Linked DNA regions of Homo sapiens: region 1 is linked to region 2. Evidence: read pairs that join two places in POLR2A ChIA-PET (ENCODE). Cell type or tissue: PC-9. All regions are shown on one strand.

Region 1 (8,000 bases), 280 kb before region 2:
ATTGACTGGCTGGCTTAGTCCACCTGATACTCTGGGGTGGATGTCGGGGGAGGGAGTCCTAGCCCGTTGGTGCTCTGACCTGGCCTGGCACAGCCCAACTCACCGGCCTTGGCTAGCAGCAGGTTGGCCTCCTGGCTCATGAGCTGGGTGACGCGGTTGTTGATGGCATCGATGGCCTCCTGCATGGCTTTCACCCGCAGCCGCAGGGCCCCATTCTCCTTCTGTAGCATGGCATTCTCTCGGAACAGATCACTATAGCCCTCAGCGCCATCCTCTCCTATCACTCGCTTGCCCTGGGAGCAGGGGCAAAGGGGAGCAGTCAGGCAGCAGAGCTCGCGGTTGGGGGGGTAAGGGGCTGATGATGCCCCTCCCTCTGCCAGCGCCCTGGCCTTCCCCTGGATATGGCGCATCACCAGTCTCCCCTGCCCCAGGTTTCCTAAAACACAGCTACTGGCCCCCAGTGATCAAAAACCTTACACAGTTCTCCTTGACAATAAAAAGTCCAAATTTTGTAACCAGCCACTGAAGGCCTCTCACAATCTTACTTGACCTAACTTTCCACAGTGTATTTTCATATCTCCATAAAGTCTAGTCCAAGGGTCAAAACCCTCTCTGCCAGGCAGTTGGCATAAATGAGTCAGGCTGGTTGTAAGACAATAGGGAGTGGTAGAGACTGGAACTAAGAGAGTCCCAGACTCAGTCTAGAAGGGGCAGCCCCTATGCCTCTCCAGCCAACTTGGTACCATGAGTTGTTAGATCTTGAAAATTTTCTAGCAAAACTGAAACTCCCTGATTTTCAGAAAGGTTGACAACTACGTTGTATTCTTTTAAAACAAGTGCAAGCCAAACCTAAACTCATCCATGTGCCAGATTTGGGCCATGGGCTACCAATTGGTGACTTCTGTCTTAGTCACATAGAATTAGACATTTACCCCAAAGGACCCATTTTTTCCCACTCTGTTCCTTTGTGCATGGCTTGTTCTTTACCTAGAATGGCTGTCCCATCTCATTTTGCTGTTACCTCATTCATTCTTCAAAATCCATATAAAAGGCCCCTTTTTCCATGAGGCCCTCTCTGACCATCCATGCAAGTAAGGCCAACTCTCTCCTCTGCCCCTCTGCAGCACACTGGATACTCCTGTGGGCCCCTCTATCAACGATTCTGTGCCAGTCTAGCAGTCTTACCTGTTCCAACACAACACATTCAGCAGATATGAAAACACCCTGGAGAGTGTCTGCCCTGTGCACAAGATCTATGCAACAAAAGCTGGGGAGCCCTTCTTTCTTGGACTTAGTATTCTAAAATCTTGAGGGCTCAGACTATGCTTGATTCACATGGGTGAGTCCCTAATAGTAAGCAGCATGCCTGGCACACAACTGATGCTCAAGAGTCATGTCCAAAGTGGATGATGGTAATAGGGAGGTGGGAGGGATGCTGAGGAAGTTAGGGTGAGGCTGCAGGGCAGAGGGTGCATATGGAGCACTAGCTCCAAGGGGAGTGCTGGGCAATGCCCAGGAGCATGCTCACCGCCTTATACTCCATCAGCTCCATCTGCAGCCGAGCAATCTCAGCCCGCAGTGCACTGATTTGCTGGCTGGTCTTGTCCTGGTTCACTACCACCTTGTTCTTGATGTTGCGGGCCCGATTGGCATATTTGAGTGTGTTGAGGGTCTCCATGAAATCTCGGTCTGAGGGGCTCACACAGGCGATCATGATGGTCTGGCTGGGGGTGCAGAAAGGCTGTTGTGAGGGTGAGGGACACAGCCAGCCCCCAGAAGCATTGCCTCAGGGTAGAGGTCCTGCTCCCATCCCATTCCCCCACTACCTTAATGCCCAAAGCACGTGGGCATTCAGGACAGAACCTGGGATGTGGGGAGCTGGACCATCTGGCCAGGAGTTTTCACTGCAACAGCAGGTAACCATAGTAAAGGCAGCTACCAAGGCTGGGGAGGTGGTGATGCATAATTGCCAGAGTCCTTTGCTTGGTGATGAGGATGAGTTACAGCCCTGCATTTTCTAGCATTTCCCATCTATCATCTCGTCTGGGTCATATGACTTCCCTTAGAATGTCTCTCTCTGTTTTACTGATAAGGAAACTGAGTCTGGCCATAGCTGCCTGAAGGTCATAAAGCACCTCAAGGTTCCTACCTCCTAAACCTGCAGCCTAGGATGGGAAGGCCTCCTCCTCCTGGGGCAGGCTTGCGCCATACCCACACAGCACTATTTTCCAGGAACCTCCCTGCCTCCCCTGTCCCTTCCCTGGGTGTTGGTCACCAGATACCTGTTGCCCCCCAGCGAATCCTGGAGGAGCCGAGTGAGCTTGGAGTCCCTGTAGGGAACGTGCACCACCTTCTTGCTCTGGTCCCCTAAGGCGCTGATCACATTGCCCAAGGCCAGCTGTGGGAGACAGACCCTGGCACTCAGCAGTCACTCAGGGAGCGAAGGGTAGGGAGGGACAAGAAAATCCCCAACCCATCTGTACCTGCCTCTTTGGCCCCAGCAGCCCTCTTGCTCCTTGGGTGGGTTTATAGGCACATGGATAAGTTGGTGAAATGGGGAAGCTGGGGACAGGGGTGACGCCTGAGAGTGAAGGGCTAATTGGCAAGATGTCCAAGGAGGACTCAGCAGGTGTAGGACTGCAGGGCCTTGGAGGGGTCTGAGACTGAGCTGTGTGGGTGCTGGGGCTGATGACCCACCATGTGCCTACCAGGCCACAGTTGATGGAGATGCCCTCCTTGGCCCGCTCGCCAGTAGCCCCTGTCCGCTTCAGCCGCTCTGAGCCGGCCAGGTCCACAAAGTGAAACTTAGCAGTGAGTGTCTCATACTCACTCGAGGGAGGTGTACCATCAGGAAGCCCAGTCACCGCCTCATTCACCTGCAGCAGAAGTCAGCTCTGACTCACCCAGCCCTCGCCCACCTCACTGGCTCCCCTGATCACAGTACTGCCATCCGGGAGAGGCACGGTGGACGGCCAAGCGCCTTGCCCTTCGCACATGCAGAGCATCTGACAATGTGCACAGTATTTGCACAAGCCTGATTTCCATTTAATCCTCACAACACCACGATACAGAGATCATTAAGCCATTTTACAAATTGGGCAACAAGGCTCAAGAAAAATATAAAAATCAACAAATGGCAGAGGCCAGCCTCAATCTGGTTTGCTATTTCTGAATCTGTGGCTCCTCATCTTGCCCTTCCCGGGATACCCCTGCAGCAAGCTGGCTCCTGGGCCCCCTGCAGGCTCCTCACCAGGTCGGGCTGGGTGCACATGCGCATCTGGCACAGGTGGATGGTGAAGATGGCGTGGGAGCGTGAGCTCTGCACGTTCATCTGGGTGCTGGCTGTGGTGCGGGACAGGGCCCCCTGCTTCAGGCACTGGATCAGCTGGAAACAGAAGCAGAAGTGAGGGCTTGGGACTACCGTGGTGCCAGCCCCTGCCCTTTCAGGATGCCCTGGACCTGCTCCAGACCTCCAGCAGAGGCTCACCTCCTCCTGGGAGTGGATGAGGCGAGAAGTGACGCCAGTGGTGTAGATGCCACCGTTTGCGTCCTCGTGGATCTTGATGTTGGACCTGCGGTGGCGGGTGTCAGGGTCACGGGTGCTGTCAAACAGGTCAAGGATCTCCTCGTTGTAGAGCTGTGCAGGAAGGAAACAGCTGAATTCATAGGGCATTCACTGGGGCCCCAGGTGGCTGCCACATGCCTATAAACCATATCTGTTTTACAGATGTGGAAACTGAGGCTGTGGGTCCCCTCTGGGTTTTGAATCCCATGACCTTTCTGCAGGACAGGGGCAGGAGACAGCTGGGCCCTGGGCAGAACTAGCTGGAGGCTGCACACTGTTCCTCATTCCCTAAGGAACCAGCAGCCAGCAGCTCGGTCCCAGCATGGGCTGAGGACCAAAAGAGGACAAAGGGACACGGGTCCCAGATGTAGGAGATAAGGAAGATGTGGCCACAATTTGAGAAGATCCTGTCGTATTCCTGGACTTGGAAAGAGTAGATGGGGATGTGATTCCAGATGAGGCAGGGCAGAGACAGAGCTCAGTGGAGACCAGGGGAGCTGTGCCCTAGCCCTGACTGTCTCTGAGGTGACGACAAGCTCTCGAAGGGGAGGAACACGCCTGTGTGCCTTGCCCTATGCTTGGCAGCGGGTGGGCATGGAGAGCACGCCACTGTGGCCTAGTGTCCTGGAGAGGGCCTGGTGAGACCATCGTGGGGAGGGGGCCTGGCCAGGAGCAGTCACCCCATTTCAGGTGGTCTCAGCCAAGGAGATTCCTGTGTTTGGAACTGCTGGCATGGAAAGTGTCACCTGCTGAAGAGCTGGGATGTTCAACAGGCAGGGAACTAGGGCTGGGGAGTGGAATAAGGGATGGGGGCAGCTAGGGCAGCAGCCAAGAAAATGCTGTGGGACTAAGGGGGAGACTGCAGCCCTCTGACATCTGGGGCTTTGACAGCCCTAAAGGGACAGAAATACCCCACATGAATGGGGAAGAGGAGATGGAAAGGATGGTGCAGATGGGGGCCTACAATATCTGTCTGTCTGTCTGTGTTGGGGTAGACACACACTATCATTTGACCTCTTGTGGTTCACCCTATGGAACTGATTTTCTAGGAACCTGCTCTTCCGGGCTTCTCCATGGCAACAGGATAGGGAAGGGACAAAAACAAAGAGATGTGAGAGAGAAGCTTATTGAGATCACAAGCAGCAGGACACAGACACAGACACGAACACAGACACACACACAGAGACACCCACATAAAGACACAGAGATACACAGACACAGACACAGAGACACACAGACACACACACACACAGACACAGAGACACATAGACACACACACACAGAGACAGACACACACAGACACACACACACAGAGACAGACACACACAGACACACACACACAGACACCCACTCACAGACACAGAGATACACAGACACGGACACAGAGACACACAGACACACACACACACAGACACAGAGACACATAGACACACACACACACAGACACACACAGACACACACACACAGAGACAGACACACACAGACACACACACGCAGACACCCACACACAGACACAGAGATACACAGACACGGACACAGAGACACACAGACACACACACAGACACAGAGACACACAGACACACACACACACAGAGACAGACACACACAGACACACACACACAGAGACAGACACACACAGACACACACACGCAGACACCCACACACAGACACAGAGATACACAGACACGGACACAGAGACACACAGACACACACACAGACACAGAGACACATAGACACACACACACACACAGAGACAGAGACACACAGACACACACACGCAGACACCCACACACACAGAGATACACAGACACGGACACAGAGACACACAAACATACACACACACAGACACAGAGACACATAGACACACACACAGAGACAGACACAGACATACACACACAGAGACACACAGACACACACACAGACACCCACACACAAACACAGAGACACACACACAGACACACACATAGACACAGAGACACACACAGAGATACACACACACAGACACAGACAGGCACACACACACACACACAGACGCGCACACAGAGACACATAGACACACGCACAGACACACACAGACAGATGCGCACACAGACACATAGACACACATACACACACACACATACACAGATGCACTCACACAGATGCACACATACAAAGATGCGCACACAGACACATAGACACACACATAGACACACAAGACACAGAGCCACACACAGACATACAGACAGATGACACACACACACAGATACAAACACACAGTCATACACACATAGGCAGTCCATTTATCAGAAGCGAAAGTCCAGAGGGGCAAAGAAAACCTCCAAATTCTAAAATGCAGGATACCCTGCAGGGCAAGCCACCACCTGTGTGCCCAGGAGGGAGTAGCTGTGTTGTGGTAGGCAGGGGCTGGGGTTGGGGAAGGCCTGGAGAGGGCCAAAGCCACATGCTTCCCTCAGAAGGCAACCTGGACACAATCAGAGCAGCAGGGTTTATGGGATAAGTGCCCTTACTGAGTGGGGGCTCAGCATAGGCCCAATGGTCAAGAGCACAGAGACCCCCTGCTCCCCACTAAAAGCCCCTCCCTGGCTGCCACAGTCTGGGCCTGATATTCTCCCAGAGACAGGAAGGGCCAGGTGCACAGAAAGACCTTTCCTAGAGGACCTTTCTGCCCTGGGGTCAGAGAAGACTCAGGGGGCCAGGAAGCATCTGAGCCAGAAAGGGGCAGGATAGGATGCCCTGAGGCTGAGGGGGAACCCAGAGAAGGCCAGAAGGAAGGGAGAGAGCCAGGGTTCTCACAAAACCCTAAGGAAACAGGTACCACCCCATTTTGCAGATGAGGCTCAGTGTGGTAAATGACTAGCCCAAGGTCACAAGGCTAATCAGTGTCAGAGCTAGAACACGTCAGGGTGTGAAGGGATCATACAGTCATCAACTCAAGCTCCATCTGATGCAGGAACCCCTTTTGAGTGTCCCACCAAGTAGTCCTCCAGCCCTTGCTTGGATTCTTTCAATAGCAGGGAACTCATCACCTGGAGATGCCCCCATGGTTCCCAGGACTCATTCCACTGCACTGGAGGAAGGCCCGGCTTCCATGGTCCTGTTGTCCACCAAGCCTCCCACCTGCCCACCCTATGGGGCCACAGTACCTCCAGAAACTGGGCGCTGACTTTGAACTCAGGTCCAGCCACGCCCTGCTCCTGTGCCCGGCGCTTGCGCTCGGCAATGCCCCCAAAGAGGTGTGCGATGGCCCTCGGGATGATGCCCTGCTCCTCCTCCGACGTTGCCATGTCAAAGCCAGTGCCCATGGTGTACGTCTTCCCGGCCCCCGTCTGCATTGGCAAAGATAGGAGGGTGTAACCCTGCACCCTTTGGGGGCACCAGCAAGCCCTGTACCTGGGCCAAATCCCCTTAGCTCATCTACCTCCCAGCCCGGTTCCCCTGCTGCTTTCTTGGTCCTGAAGCCACACTCTGGGGAAATCACTGACAGCCCTCCCTCTGCTAACCAGCGGTGCAACGGCCTCCTTAGACAATAGACAAAACCCTGAGGCTATGTTTCAGCTGCTCTGAAGGTGGAGCTTTCTCTCCATTGGATGCAGGGAGACCAAGGCTGGAGCCGCCATAGGTGGGCGTGAAGATGGCTTACCTGCCCATAGGCCAGCACCGTGGCATTATAGCCCTCGAAGCAGCCCTCGATGAGCTTGCTCACACAGGTGGAATAGATCTGTTCTTGCCAGGTGTCCAGGTCGAAGACAAAGTCATAGGTGAAGGCCTTGTCCTTCCCCAGCAGGACCTGGGGCTCTCCCGGGGTAACAGAGGTACAGATGTGACAGCCCTCAATCTTCTCCTTCGACAGCTGGGGCCGGATCCTGCCCATGATGGAGAGAGCCCTGGGTCAGGCCCAGCTAGAAGGGGGCTGCCACAGGCCCCTCCCTCACACTGCCTGCCAAGCTGCCACTTCCCCCATGAGCCAGAGGAAAAGGAAGGAAGCTTAGGTGACCCCAGAGGACATGGGCAACTTTTGTAATACAATAGTAATAACAGTATCAACATCATCAAAACAGCAGTTGTTAACATTTATTGAGCATTCAGTATATATCAGATCTGTGTTCAGAGTACTTTCCTTAAATTAATTCACGCATTCTTCACTATAAACTTGTGAGGTACCTATTATTTGCCTAATTTTACAGATGAGAAAACTGAAGCTGAGAGAGTTTAAATGACCCTGCCCAAGGGTGTATAATGGAAAGTGATGGCGCCATGTCCAGGTCTGTCTGACATAAAAGCACGTACTCCTGATTGGACCAGAAGCCCTAGAAATCAGCATCTCGTCAGGGGAGAGAAGGCGGCTTGTCCACTGCTGGGGAGGCAAAGCACAGGGCCAGGGCGGGGAAGAGAAGGAACTGGATGCTCCCACAGCTCTGGGCCACATTCCCAG
Region 2 (8,000 bases):
ATCATGCCACCTCCAGAGCACTTGCCTCCTTCCCTTTTATTTGGTGCCTTGGTAGGTGCCTCCTAGCCTCTTTAGAATTAGGTTTGGAATAACAAAGTGCCCCCATTTCTGGCTACAGCCCAGAGCACAGCTCAACCTACTCTCCTCTCTGCACAAGACTTGGCTGTCCCCTTCCCACTCCCACTCCATCCCAGCCTGAGCTCTTGGCTCACAACTCCAGAAAACTCAAACCGGCCCTGGGTGCCCCAAGGACCCCTTTTTCCTCCTACCTATCGGGATATTGGCTGAGTGTCTGTCAGCAAGAAGTGCACTTTCTGGGCTTGGTCTTTGTGGGGAACTTCTATCTGATAAGGTCTCCTTTGTTCCCTCTTTGTTTTTCCTCCCAAGGTCCCCCAGGGGGCTTCACTGGGGGAGGGTTGATGCTGATGGCTACCTCTCCAGAAACTCCAAGGTCTAGCCCTGTGGGCGTGTCCCCTCTACCCTCAGACTCTGCGGAGGTTCCTAAAGGAGGCTGCAGAGGCATCCTTGCTGGAAGAGGCGGTTTGGTCACTTGGAGCTGGTGTTTCTGGTTTATCTGGCTTAGTTTTCATCAGATTTCCTTGTCTTCTCCATCAGAAACACCCAAACGTCCCCTATTTGCTCTGCGGCCACCTCTACTCACTCTGCTCCCTCTTTCTTATGCTGGTTTACCTGTCAGGAGCCTGCTTTGGTTCCTGGAATGGAATGAGCTGGTAGCTGTGGAAGGACCATGCCCCAGGCGTTTTCCCTCGCCCCCTGGACAGATTCAGGTTCTTGTTTAGTCTCTTCCAAGAGCAGAGTCAGTTTACCTAGGGTCTTCTTGAGCCCCTTGAATCCCATCCAAAGTTTCCCTAGTTAAGAAGGGCCAACCATACCCCACAGGTTGCCTGGAAGAGTAGCCACTGCTCCTTGTACCCCAGGAAGGACAGTCAGGACCAGCCATCCTTGGTCCTGTGATAGAAGTGGCTTCTCAGTTCCTCTCCACTAGTGCTCTTTTCTCTCTTGTCACTGAGGGAGTATTGAGCCACTGAGGACTGGAGGAAGGGCCCCTGGAGCCTGTCACAAAATGCCTGTCTGCACTCATGCTCTCCCTGAAATGCCACAGATCAGACAAGCACCTTGCCCTGGTCATGAAGGCCCCGGGCAGGAAGAAGGTGGCTTCTGTGGCCTGGAGACCTTGCAGAAGGAGGTTGCTCTGAACCTGCCTACCCATCTTGAACTGCCCCTGAAGTATTGCTCCCCTGTGTTTTCAGGCTGTCCCTGTGTGCCTCAGGGTGTCTGGCCTCCTTTTCTTCCCAGACTGTGTGGAAGGCAAGGGGAAACTGAGGGGGATGTCACCACCCAGCAAAAGATCTTTGCCAGGGAAATGACCTCCCTGAGGATGGGGAAGGAAACACTTATCCACCTTCCAGATCTTTATAACTTCACTTGGAATCTCTTCCTAAAGCTGAACCTGAATCTCACTTGCCCTAACCCAAGCGCTCCCCCGCCACTGTGAATACAGATCACACCCAGCTCAGTGAAAGGAGCTTCCTTTCACCTGTCCTGTCTCCTTCCAGGGAAGTCCTAACAACACCAGCACCATTGCCTGCTTTGTCTCACTGCCTGCTTAGCCATCTGTGATTTTTTATTTCAGCCTTTGGCCTGAAATTCTCTTTCTCCCTTCTTCATAGAAGTACTGTTTCCCATCTAAAATTGCTAAGCCTCTATTTCTCTCTGATCAGAGGTAGGGGCTGGAGGCAACATTGAGCCAGGGGAGGTGCCTGCTCCCTTTCTGTAGTTCCTGTGTCTATTCAGCCCTCATCAGGGGAGAGGGGGGCATGCTTGTACGAACTCCGCAGCCTGCACAGTGAAGGAGCTCGCCTCAGGAGCCCCCACTTTGATGGCTTTTTGTATTTGTGTTTGACTATGTCTCAGCATGAGCTTCTGCCCGAGTGTTCTGCTCATTAGAGTTTCTAGAAAGTTGTCCTTTCCTGACCACAGGCATCACTTCTGGGGTTGTTTTCTTGGGACCGAAGCTGAGATTGCAGATGGTAATGGCTATGTGTGCTTTAGCTTGTTCCATTGGCGAAACATACCAATTAAACTTCAAATGAACCAATTCTTGTTTCTTTACAATGTACCTTGGCTTGAAGTTGGAGTTTTAGCCAGAATTTCCGTTGGCCTGTTACAACACATGCAAAAATGCTGGGTATTCTAGGGTGTTTTGCAGCAAATGCTGCTTCTCTGGATCCTGCTCCTTGACAGAGATTTTTTAAAAGTACAAATTCCTCCCCCGACCCCATACCATTGTAAGTATCATTGTGCCAATTGTTCTAGGTTTAGAAATCTGGGAAGCGCTTCTGCGATGGGCCGTGACCCTTACAAGATGTGTAATGTTTGAACAAAATAAAATGGACGAATGTTAGATATCTTCATGTGAAGTTCCTTCTAGGCATACGCTGGACACATGCGCACACATGTATACACACATAGGTCACACATGCATATATGCATGTATACACAATACACCCCACACATGAATCCACACACCCACACATGCACACACGTACACACACATAACATGCACACACTTATGTTATGTGTGTGTACATGTGTGTCCTTGCAGCTGTGCTGTGTCAGGAGCCCAGCCTGGCATCTACCTGGTGTGCGATCTTGGACAAGTCGCTGCCTCTCTTTGGGTCTCTGCAGCTGTCAGAGGTTGGATTAGATCATCTCCAAAGTGCTTTGCAATGGGAACACTCTTTGGAAATAGATTTTATAACTCTCTAGCTCTGCAAACCATTTGCCCAGACCGCCAGCAGCTGTTCTGCCAAAAAGCTCTTCCCCTTAAGGCATGCCACTCATCGTGTCTCTCTCGTAAACATCCTAACATATTAAAAAGTCTTCTCATCCACTCTTCTCAAACTTGGCTACATATTGGAATCACCTGGAAATTTCAAACAACACAAATGCGTGAGTCCCACCCCCAGAGATTCTGACTTAGTGAGTATGAAAGATGGCACGGGCATCAGGACTTCAGAAACTCCCAGGTGATTCTCATGTGTAGCCAAGTTGGAGAACCACTGTTCTAGTCCCTGTCCTTCACTCACACAGATCCAGCATGGGGGAGCACCCCTATACAATGACATACACCCATGTCTTTCTCTCATACACACACACACACGCACACTTAATGTAGTAGTTGCTGGCGAGAGCCTTTGACTCTGAACCCCACCTGAACCCGTCAACCCTTGCCCACTCTAACCCACCACCCTGCCCCCTCACGCCCATCCTGTCCCCACAGGATGCTCCCATGCTCTGCCCAGTCCTCAGGCTTGGTGGTGGCCATGAACAGATCTGCTGAAAGAGCAGCAGGATTGTGGCAGAGCTAGGTCTGAACGCGTCCCAGCAGAGCCTGAGGGAGTCACATGGGCTGGAGAGGGAGAAGAGAGAACACAGGCCACAGCAACCCAGTTTGTTTCAGCATTTCTGTTCAGTACGTACACCCAGGAAAAGGTCAAGAGCCACACCAAAGTGCCCGGTGAGGCTGTGCTGAACTCCTTGCCCTCCCCATCTCCTAGAAGCTGCCGAGTTGGGGAGGCATGTCCACGGTGCTCCCAGCAGCCCAGCAGAGGGGGCAGGAGGCTGGCCAGCCCAGTCCTCCCTCCAGGAGCTGGAACCATCCCGCAGACACAGTCCACTCCTGCCCACTCCGAAACACCTCTGAGGGTATTCTCTCAGCAGTAGCTTCCTGGCAGTTCTTGTTATCTCATTTAAATTCCTATTGCTGTGGGCCTAGCTTTTCTGGGCACCATGGGTGAAAGAGATTTCAGAGGGTGAAGTAAAGGCATTTTCAAGACTAAAAGAAAATGAGCTTCCTTTCTCAAGCTTTTCATGCTGAAGGACAGGTGGGCTTTATTCAAAAGTAGAATATGCTAGAAGAAGCATCGGCCTTAAGGGAGACAGAGTAAGCAAGAATGTGTTCCGAGCAGCTTGCCCTGTGACGAAGGAGAAGGATTTGAGGGGAGGGAAAGTGGAAAAAGCGGATTTCCCTATGACCTCTGTCTGCAGGAAGGCTGATGTCCTGAGAGCCTTCTCTATGTAGAACCTGGGCCTGGGATTGGGGGTGTGGAGTGTGGATCTACCAAAGGTGAAGATTCCTTGCTTCAGGGAGCTCCCAGCTTGGTTGGGGAGACCCAGGCCCTACCTTCTGGGAGGAGTGCACACACACACACACACACACACACACACACACACACAGTGTACAGAAGCCACATTCCAAGGAGCCCACAAGCCAGTGCAGAGTCAGCCGCTGGATTGAGTGCTGACATGGTTATGCTGGCAAGTTTGGAGTGCTCAGAGCTGGGTGCGGTCATCTTTAGGAGAAGCTGATTTTTGTGCAAGGTTTTGAATGCAGGGGGAGGGTTGGAGAAGAAGAGAAAGAATGTTTCAGGTGCAGTAAGTGTGACCTATTTGAAAGCTTGGAGGTGGAAGAGGATGAGTCATCCCTGCAAAGGCTCACCTGCCCCTACTGGAGAGAGATTTCCACTCATCCTAAAGAAGGAGCTGCCTCCAGTTTCAAAGGTTTTGAGGCGAGAAAGCTTGAGTTGCACCGATGACACAAGAAAGAATCAGCCTGTCGTTGTCTAAGGCACCAAAGGGAAGCAGTGTGCCAGGACACTGGTGACCTGAGCGGTAGATTTTCTGAGATGGTTTTACACCCTAAAACGCGGATGTAAAATCAGACGAGCTATGTGGACAGAGCAGGTTGTGTTGCTTGTATACCTGGGAAAGTGGCAGATGCTCTGAGGCACTTGCTCCTTGACCTTGGGGTTCTGTGGGTGGGCAGATGCTTCCTGAGGATGGCACACAGGTTGGGCACACTGTCAGTGTCACCGAGAAGCCACCACATCCCTGCTCATGCTGCATGCACCCATATGGGGAGAAGAGGGGCAAAGCAGATGCTTAGCTGGAGGGTAGGAGTGATTCTGTGGGGTGAGCTGGGAACTAGCCCCTCCCCCATTCCCCAGGAACTAAGAATCCTCCTCAAGGAGGTGGCCTTGGGTATTTGAGAGCTGCAGCAGCCCTCCTCTCTTCCTGGTTTACCCCACTCACCAGGGACCTCTTTGAGTGGGAGGAGAGCCTGACCCCATTCTAAGCCTCTAAGCACCAGGCATCAGAGCACGTTCACCACAAGGGTTGGGCAAGGGAGAAGAGGTCATTGACGCAAAGAGCCAGCTCAAGCCAGTCAGGCCCAGACCCAGCTGGGGCAATGCCCTGAACTCAAGGTCCCAGGGAAAGAAAGACATGGTTCGCACTTCAGAGAGTGTCCAAAGTACATGGTGGTGGAGACTTGTACGGGCGTGAGATGGAGATGGGAGTAGGCGTCATTCATCAGGAAAGGCTTCCTAGAAGTGCATTCTAGAGACATCGGGGACCAAGTGGAAGAGTGAGCTAGCACCATTACACTCATTAGAAGCCCATGCTCTTGCTATTGAACTTGACTTTTAGAGGGCATTACTTACCAGTCAGACACCCCAGGGTCAAGAGAGGGAAAATCACTTTTGTTGTGGGAGCAGTGCTCTTACAGACAGAGCACACCTGCCCCCAGTACTCCTTGGTTATCTGGCACACTGCGAGCTGTGATTTCAGGTGTGTGACAACTATGGACTTTTCCCCTCTCTCACCACCTCCGCCCCAAATACTGTCACCTTCTGCCAGATTAGCAGTGCAGGCAGGTGTGATGTTACCCTCATTCTCACCAGAGCCAAGCAGACCCCAACTACAGATAGGTCTTAGGAGATGCCTTCAGGAACTGCCTGGAAGGGCCTGCAGGCCACAAGTGAGTGACAGTCACACCTGCCTTTACCAGAGTTCATGCTGGACATGGGGACTGGCTTTGGGAACTGCAGGGCATTCTGGCCTCTCCCTCCATGTGTCTGTGTGTCCACTGCCACCTCCATGGCAGAGAGGCCTCTACCTTCATACAGAGAAGAGTGTATGAGAGGGAGGCAGGCAGGTGCAGGGTGTGGCGGGAGGAGATGGTTAGTCTGATGACCCATGGGGAGAGCAGCATCATGCTGACAGGTTCTCTCCCAGAAGACGGGCAAGAAGGCCCTGGTGCAAGCCCCCCGGGGCTGCTTCTCATAGCAGGAGGCCTCCCCGGTGCTCCATAAAGTTCTGTCTGTCACCACCCCAAATTTTCCACCCAGAAGCAGCTGACTGACCCACACCTGACCTTTGGTGAGAAATACCTGCTCACAGGGCCAGATCCAAATGAACTCTATCCTATCAAACCTTGGAAGAATGATCAAAGTGGGCTGGGTGGAAGGGAGGCAGACAAGACCTGGTGGTTGGCCACCTAGGGTCCTGACTATGAGTGTGCCTGGCTGCAGCCCCCTTCCTTGGGAGCACCAGTCCTGAGTGACTGAGCCCATGAGATTGCCTCCAGCCTCTTCCTGATAAGGACAGTCTTGCCAGAGGAGCGGTTGCTGGAGAAAGGTGGAGGAAGAGCTGTGTGCACTCTACAGGGAGCTTGGAGGAAGCCAGAGGTTCAATGGGCCACATGGCAGAGTCCCAGGATGTTGCTCATAGGCGGATGGCCCTTCTGGAGTCAGGGCTAGGCCTGGAGTATAGGGGAGGCCTCTCAGAGGACCCTGAGGCAGGTGGCAAACGAGGCGGTAGTGTGGCCTTTGATGTCTGCCCTTCTTCCTTGTAAGCTGAGCTGTGTCTCTGGAGAGGAGGAGTCGGCTCCTCTGAACGCAGTCAGGCACGTGTCACTATCATCACACCACCACAGGGCAGTGGAACTGTACGGGGCCTATGGGAGGTAAGAGGCCAACCCTCTCTTTTGACAGAAGAGGACACTGAGGCTCAGAGAGAGCAAGTGACTTGCCCAGGTGCCAGAACCAGGACAAATATCAACACCGCTAGGCCCCCAGGGCAAGCTGTGTCTGCCACAGCTTGAGACCCCTAATGTCCATGATGGAAGGGTGCAGAGAGTTGGGCAGCACTCTCTGCTGTGGGCTATGGGTGGTGACCTGGCGCTGGACAGGGGAGGTGGCACGAGGTGGGGATCCCTGCCTCATTCCAAAGCTGCCCCTTGGCTATTCCCTCTACTCCCAGCTCAGATATTCCAGCCCTGCTCCCCCAGGCAATGGCCGGGGAGCCTAAGTGGGTGTGGCAGATGGGGAGGAGCTACCTTGGCTGGGTGAGATCACTGCCCAACTCTCTTCCCCACAGACAGGGTTTCCGATGGGGGAGTCTGACCATCGCTTTAGAGAAAAGGAGTGCATATCCCTCTTAGGAGGCTCTCACTGGATCCCACTCACCTTCATCCCCCAAGGCCATCACTTAACAAGAGTGTGGGCCAGGCCACGGAGCCATGGCTTGCTCTTCGTGGAGCTCCCAGTATAGCTGAGGGAATGGGACGCAGGGCAGAATGAGACTTGGGCTACCAAGAGCAGGACAGTATGTGTTTAGAGGCAGGAGAGATTGCCTTGTGCAGAACTGATCAGAAAGGGCTTCCTGGAGTGGGTGAGGTCTTGAGCTTGGCTTCAAAAGATGAGCAAGATTAGAAGGTAGTGGCCAAGGAGGGAAGGCAGGTTTGGCATGGAGGGAGATGTGAGTAAAGTGGTGAGCCTGTCACCATTGGCCATATTTCAAGGACAGCAGGACAGTGAACAGACCAGCTTGTGCAGAGTTGATGCTATCCCTTAGGGTGTCCCTGCTGGCCAGTGAAAGGGAGATGAGGGGGGTGGCCCCACTAGGAGCCCCAAATCCAGTTCTGTTTTCTGTGATGCAAAGCCACTTTGCCACTAATAACCCTAATGACACTCTGTCCTCCTGCGGAGCCTGTCATTTGTGGGTCTCCAAGCACTCCGAAAACATTAATTAATCCTCACTGGGCCTTTGAGGTTGATCGCCGCTCCCCCTTCACCAGCCAGAGCATGTTAGAGGTGAAAGAATGGGAGGAAGTTTGGTCACTGGTAGGGGCTGGG

Evidence for each region. ChIA-PET counts read pairs that join two places held together with the same protein. Peaks named below come from ENCODE experiments on the same cell type or tissue, not always from the same donor. Only the 100,000 strongest peaks of a DNase experiment are listed, where the experiment ranks them.
Region 1: POLR2A ChIA-PET joins it to region 2 with 8 read pairs; 1 of 35 experiments calls an interaction of 5 or more read pairs at or near these places.

What each region holds. Positions count from the first base shown.
Region 1 is chr1:201,002,058-201,010,057 of GRCh38, forward strand. KIF21B (kinesin family member 21B) reads right to left here. Exons shown (of 35, transcript NM_001252102.2): 2 at 7,209-7,431; 3 at 6,712-6,894; 4 at 3,488-3,637; 5 at 3,251-3,385; 6 at 2,709-2,876; 7 at 2,283-2,398; 8 at 1,529-1,724; 9 at 104-293. Among named protein-coding and RNA genes, the nearest start is that of KIF21B, 18 kb to the right of the region's middle. In PC-9, no CTCF peak of the experiment used is centred here; a DNase peak (open chromatin) is centred at 4,654.
Region 2 is chr1:201,285,467-201,293,466 of GRCh38, forward strand. All of the region lies in intron 1 of PKP1 (plakophilin 1), which reads left to right. Among named protein-coding and RNA genes, the nearest start is that of PKP1, 6.0 kb to the left of the region's middle. In PC-9, a CTCF peak has its summit at 4,614; DNase peaks (open chromatin) are centred at 575 and 4,425; H3K27ac peaks cover 851 bases.